Linked DNA regions of Homo sapiens: region 1 is linked to region 2. A link is a loop called in an ENCODE intact Hi-C map of the cell type or tissue named here. Cell type or tissue: gastrocnemius medialis. All regions are shown on one strand. Links, peaks and the distances in the headings refer to the core of each region. The heading gives the core; the rest is flanking DNA.

What was found. Peaks named below come from ENCODE experiments on the same cell type or tissue, not always from the same donor. Only the 100,000 strongest peaks of a DNase experiment are listed, where the experiment ranks them.
Region 1: it touches region 2 in a loop (1.8-fold over the local background); 2 of 110 quality-filtered maps call a loop at or near these places.

The regions. Positions count from the first base shown.
Region 1 is chr2:30,583,503-30,586,424 of GRCh38, forward strand. All of the region lies in intron 5 of LCLAT1 (lysocardiolipin acyltransferase 1), which reads left to right. Among named protein-coding and RNA genes, the nearest start is that of LCLAT1, 140 kb to the left of the region's middle. In gastrocnemius medialis, for the core only: no CTCF peak of the experiment used is centred there; no DNase peak of the experiment used is centred there; H3K27ac peaks cover 1,118 bases.
Region 2 is chr2:30,526,480-30,529,401 of GRCh38, forward strand. All of the region lies in intron 2 of LCLAT1 (lysocardiolipin acyltransferase 1), which reads left to right. Among named protein-coding and RNA genes, the nearest start is that of LCLAT1, 81 kb to the left of the region's middle. In gastrocnemius medialis, for the core only: no CTCF peak of the experiment used is centred there; a DNase peak (open chromatin) is centred at 1,542; H3K27ac peaks cover 888 bases.

The sequences.
Region 1 (2,922 bases), core at 263-2,762, 57 kb after region 2:
CCACCACAACCCCCAATGCAGTTTCTGTCTGGCAAGATAATGCTGAAACATCATACTCTCACCTTGGGGAAGGGTGGTTGGAAAAGATAAAACCCTTAGCTTCCAGGTCCATCTGCTGAAATTGTCCGAATTTGGCCAGTGTATTATATTAAGTGATAGCAAATGGAGAGAAAAGAAGAAAATGAATCTTGACGAGTGAGCTGCCATCATTTCTGTGGCAGTCTTTACCAATACTGTTAAATTTCTACCCATTGGATTTTTCAGGCTTCTAATTATTGGTATGTATATTATATGTGGTGTTTGTGTAGCCACTCAGGATTTTAAATTTGCTTTGGTTTGGTTTTTTTCATGTTGAATTAGGTGGGAATGTTTGAAATAAACAAGAAGATAAGGGAAGGGCTCTTTTCTTTCCTTTTAAGTTCCAGGATACATATGCAGAACGTGCAGGTTTGTTACTTAGGGATACGTGTGCCAAAGTGGTTTGCCGCACCTGTTGACCCTTCCTCTAACTTCCCTCCCCTCGCCCCCCACCTCTCAGCAGGCCCTGGTGTGTGTTGTTCCCCTCCCTGTGTCCATGTGTTCTCATTGTTCAACTCCCACCTATGAGTGAGAACATGCAGTGTTTGTTTTTATTTCTATTTGTGGCCATCTTCTTGGATCCCGTCAGCCAAACTGGTCTTTTCTTTTTCTGAATCCGTGTAGCAGTTTAACTGTATGTCTATTAAGATTCCTCAGTGTTGTAGTTACATGCGTGAACCTCTCTTCTCTACCCTGTTAGCCTGTTGACTACCCTGTTCTTGCTTCCTTTTTTTACCCGCACTCAATGCATCTAGCCAAAAATAGCTTTGTTGTTGTTGCAGTTGTTCTTAACTGTTCTGGCTGGCTGAATCACATTTAGAATGGCTTTAATAATAAGGAAGGCTTCTTGTTGACTTTAATGAATTCATTCAAGATATAATGTGTATGGTAGGTACAGATGTCACAGTCTTAAAGAGGGTTAAAGAATATCACTGCTTTGTATGGTATAGAGCTTGATGGTGTATGGCCACACTCTGACAATATCCTGGAAGGTTCTCTGGATTTCTTGCTGTAATTCTTTCTAGTTTATTGTCTGTGTATAATTAGACAGTGCTTTCTAAGTAGCAAAACTTGGTTGTAGATACTGATGCAGCTTAGCAAAAAATGTTCTATGATGGCAGTTAGTCCAACTTTTATCTTCTTCAGGGCCATCAGGCCTCTGTAATAATTAGAATCCATAAAAACTGGCTATATTCTAGACTAATATAAAAGTTTTATGTTCTTCAGTGATGTCTCAAGCACATCATAAAGCATCAGTGATCTTTCCAACAATGTTCCTTTGTGCCGGTGATTTGGGTGATCGGAAAAGTTTGCCAGTGGAAGAACCACTTGCTGCCCTGATAAGGAACCAATATTACTATATTTCAAAAAAAAAAAAAAAAAAAAACCCTCTAGGCTTACCTAAAGGACATGAGTAGAGGTAAGGTTTTATATATCAGAGTGATGTTGTAGCCAAGTTACAGTCTCTATGGGGTAAATGAGAAATAATCTTGATCATCACGATGATGGGCTCATTTTTCAAACTACCTCTGTGTTGACCATGCTATCTGCCTTATTGCCTTCATTAAAACATAGCTGTCTCCTGACTCCATGCCTCTTCCTTGTTTCCCTCTCAAGCGCTGTTCATTTTCTCATATCTCACTACCATATAATGTTCTTAATTTACCTCTGATTTATCCATCCTCGGTAAAAAAAAATACCGAGTCAAAAAACATTTTTTTGAGCCTTTTGTCATCTAAATATAGCAACTTTTACCTCTCTCAGAAATCAGTCAACCCTTCACTACATCCTCTGCCTCAGCCTTCATTTCACTGGAGAGGGGAGACTTAGCACCTGGCTCAGTCTTCCATTCCCTCTCTAGTCTAGCCACATTCTTAGGTAAGTTCACCGTCTGCATGATAACTCATGCCAGTTCCATGATCTCCTCATTATTCACACTACTTCATAGTTTGGATCTTGTCTTCAGGAATTGCTCCACCTGTTAAACGTTAAATTGCAACATCTCACTCTCTAGGCTGTTTTTACTCTCATTAAGATCTCTCTTCCCTTAATACCCTTATGCTTTTTCCCTATCCATAATCATCCTTCTGTGTTCATGCTTTTCTCTCTTATCGGTTATACTCTGTGGTCCATTGTTTAAACCAAACTCTTGCTAGTATTTGAACACCTTATCCCTGTTGCTCTTGGGTGGCACACAGTCAGCAGAAGTGCATTCCTGGGTCTTGCCTGCTGCTTGCCTTCTCTATACCTGTACTAGCATTTAGCTCTGCTGGAGAAAATCCCCTAAACCATGCAGATTACTGCCAAATAAACTCTTGGTTGCTGTATTAATTTTCTAGGGCTGCTGTAACAAATTATCATAAACTAGGTTGCTTAAAACAGTAGGAATGGCCGGGCGTGGTGGCTCACGCCTGTAATTTGGGAAGCTGAGGCAGGCAGATCACGAGGTCCGGAGATCGAGACCATCCTGGCTAACACGTGAAACCCCATCTCTACTAAAAAAATACAAAAAAATTAGCCAGACGTGATGGTGGGCACCTGTAGTCCCAGCTACTCCAGAGGCTGAGGCAGGGGAATGGCGTCAACCCGGGAGGCGGAGCTTGCGAAGCCGAGATCGCGCCACTGCACTCCAGCCTGGGTGACAGAGCAAGACTCCGTCTCAAAAAAAAAAAAAAAAAAAAACCCAGTAGGAATTTATTCTCTCACAGTCTGTAAGCTAGAAACCTGAAATCAAGGTATTGGCAGAGCCACGCTCCCTCTGAAGGCTTTGGGGAAGAGTCCTTCCTTGCCTCTTCTTGGTTGCCATCAGTCTTAGGCATTCCTTGATTTATGGCAGCATGACTC
Region 2 (2,922 bases), core at 109-2,608:
GTTACTTTCTTGAGATTTCTCATCTATTTATTAATTATAGCCATATTTTCCTTTAAGTCAGCTGGATGATGTCTAGTACCTTTTACTCTGTCAGGGCCAGTCTTTTAGGCAAAATTTCTTCTTGCTTTTTTAATATAAGTATGCTTTGTTTTGTGATTGGATTGCAAGAGTAGTTGGCAGGATCTCTTAATGTTCATCCAGCAATTTTTTATTGTCTACCACGTACCTAGCATTTTGCTAGGATGCAGTGATGAACAGGACAGATATGATCTCTGTCCTTGAGGAGATAATAGTCCTCTACCTAAAATATCTTATCCTAATTGTAGATTTACAGAGCTTGACTAATTTCTTTTCTGGCTTTCATGTGACTAAAAGTCTTTTTCTTTTTTTAGAGGACAGAAGTTGACTTCTAAGACTATTAATTTTTAGAGTTACATTTTTAAATTAGCTTTAAAGATATGAAGCCCAGTGTTTCATTGCAACCCTAAACATACCATTTGCCATAAAATACTCATTTTTTGTTGCTGCTTAACCACTATCACTCTCTATTTACAAGGTGGGTATTTCTCTATATACATATATTAAGTAAAATAAGAATACTGTTCAGTTTATGTAATATTAATCATCACAAGTAGATACTTCTAAAACGTCATCTACAAACTGTATGTTAAGTAATTTTGCTGTCATCATAAAATCAGAGACATTTCCTATTGAAACATTTGACTGTTTTCATGTCATTTATGTAACTATTTTTAGTGTTTGTTTCATCATCTGTAAAATAAAGAAATTGGAGTAAATGATCTTTGAGATCTATTCTGGATTCAGAATTGTATATCTGATTGTAAAGCAAACATTCAGAGGTAAAAGATTTTTTGTAACAGTCATGTATTGTTACTGTACTCCATTTTCTAAATGTCATCAGTTTTCTATAGTATATAATCCTTTAATTATGAACCACACATTTTTGTTGAATCTTTCTGCCAAAACCTTGAGAGTTCTGAGAATTGGTAAAAATTACTACAGTTGTAATGCTTTACAGTGTCCAGTCACTCTAATTTTTGGAGAGCGAGCATAAGCAGAGTGCTTATTTTCACAGACATTGCAGACAGATATTTGGTTTCACTATTGGCCTTCCCACTTTCTAGTCATTTGAACTTGGCTAAGCTCCTTAGCCTCATTGTAAGCTTTTGTTTCTTCATCTCTATAAAAAGGAGTCTTAATACTACCTACTTACATCAGAGAGTCATTGTAATGACTAAATGAGGTAATAAATATATAGCCTTTTTAGTATAATGCTTGCCATTTGGTAAGTACCCGGTAAATATTTGGTATTATATTAATTTTAGTTTTAGTTTTAGTTTTGCTTTTATATTAATTTTAGGCTAAACTGGTGTTTTGGAGAAAATTCAAAATATAGTGGCTCCAATACAGTAGAACTATATTGACTTACAGGTCCAGGCTGGCAAGGTCCCTACGGTCCCTGATGTCATCAAAGGGTTCAGATGTCTTCTATCCTGTTAATCCACCTAGCTTGGCCTCCAGCCTGGTATAATGTCCTCTTGTATTTGGTCAAGACTGGGTCACTGCCACTTCTTTGCCCCACTCTGGAGGAAGTCCAGAGCAAATGCTTTCTTTCTATACCAGTGACTCACGTGTGTAGTACATAGCAAGTTGCACATATCACTTTTGCTTACTCTATTGGTAAGAGCAGCTAAAAGCTGTAATAGAATCTGGGAAATGTCTTTTTTTTCTGGGCAGCCATGTGCACAGTTAAAATTCTTAATCTGGAAGAAATGCTGGTATTTATAGGACAAGTTACCAAACAAATTCTGCAATAGCTATTTCTGCTATTATTACTGCTAGTAGCATTACTATTACTGCAGAATTACATTATACACCTACAGTATTTGTACAGTTTCAATTACATGCACTAAGGTAAGGGAAGAGTGGGCAGAGAAGAGAATGAATTTTTTTCTGCTTCATGTGAGATGAAATAGGAAATATGAGTGGTTCTCTGCTGAGTGTGATTCTTGTGTTTAAAGATAGATATTTTTAAACAATATACAAACCAATCACTTTGTCTGATGGTCAGGTAGGGTAATATCAATATAGTACAATTTTGGGAGAAGATTGGCTGAGCTGGACTTACTGATAGTGTGATCTTTTGAGATGCACCATCCTATGAGATTTTCAAAGATAATTTCACCTATTCCTAACTTTTGTCTTATTAGCTGTTTGGACAGTTTAACACATGGGTAAGATTTAACTACCACAGTACTAGTAAAAAATTAGTATACATTTGGAAAACTGCTGTCACTCAGCTGTTTAGTTTACTAGTTACAGCATATCAGACAGAGAAAGTTTTTTTAGTTAAGAAATGTATAGATGTTGAATTCCTTATAGCTAGGTTACAGAAAAATTGATATTCTAGTTTTGAGATAGTGAACATCTCTGTTGAAGGAAACAGAGAAGAACCATCAAGGGTGTCTTTTATCACCTTTTATCTCATACTCGTACAAGGAGCTAAAGGAGTTTTTAAGCAATAATAAAATATATTCTTTTTAAATTCAGAGTGAATTTAATCTAAAAGCTTTTCTTCTATCCCTTATTGATGTACTTTATTTTAAGCAATCCCAAACAGTTAAAAATAATTTTCCACTAAAAATAAATTAGGATAAATGCACTTAAACTAATTATTGCTTCACAAAAATAGTCACAAAATGATCTTCTCTTTCATTAAGTTTCTCTTGTGGATTAAAATGATTTTGTTGGCAAGATTTTTCTTGTCTTACTATTTTTAAGGAGCACATTTCTGTGCTAAAAGAGGCATAGCAGTGAAATGTTTTAGAATCTTAGATGAGACTTAGAGGTCACTTTGTCTAACCTAACTCTGTGGGCAAGAATCCGTTCTAGAACTATCTG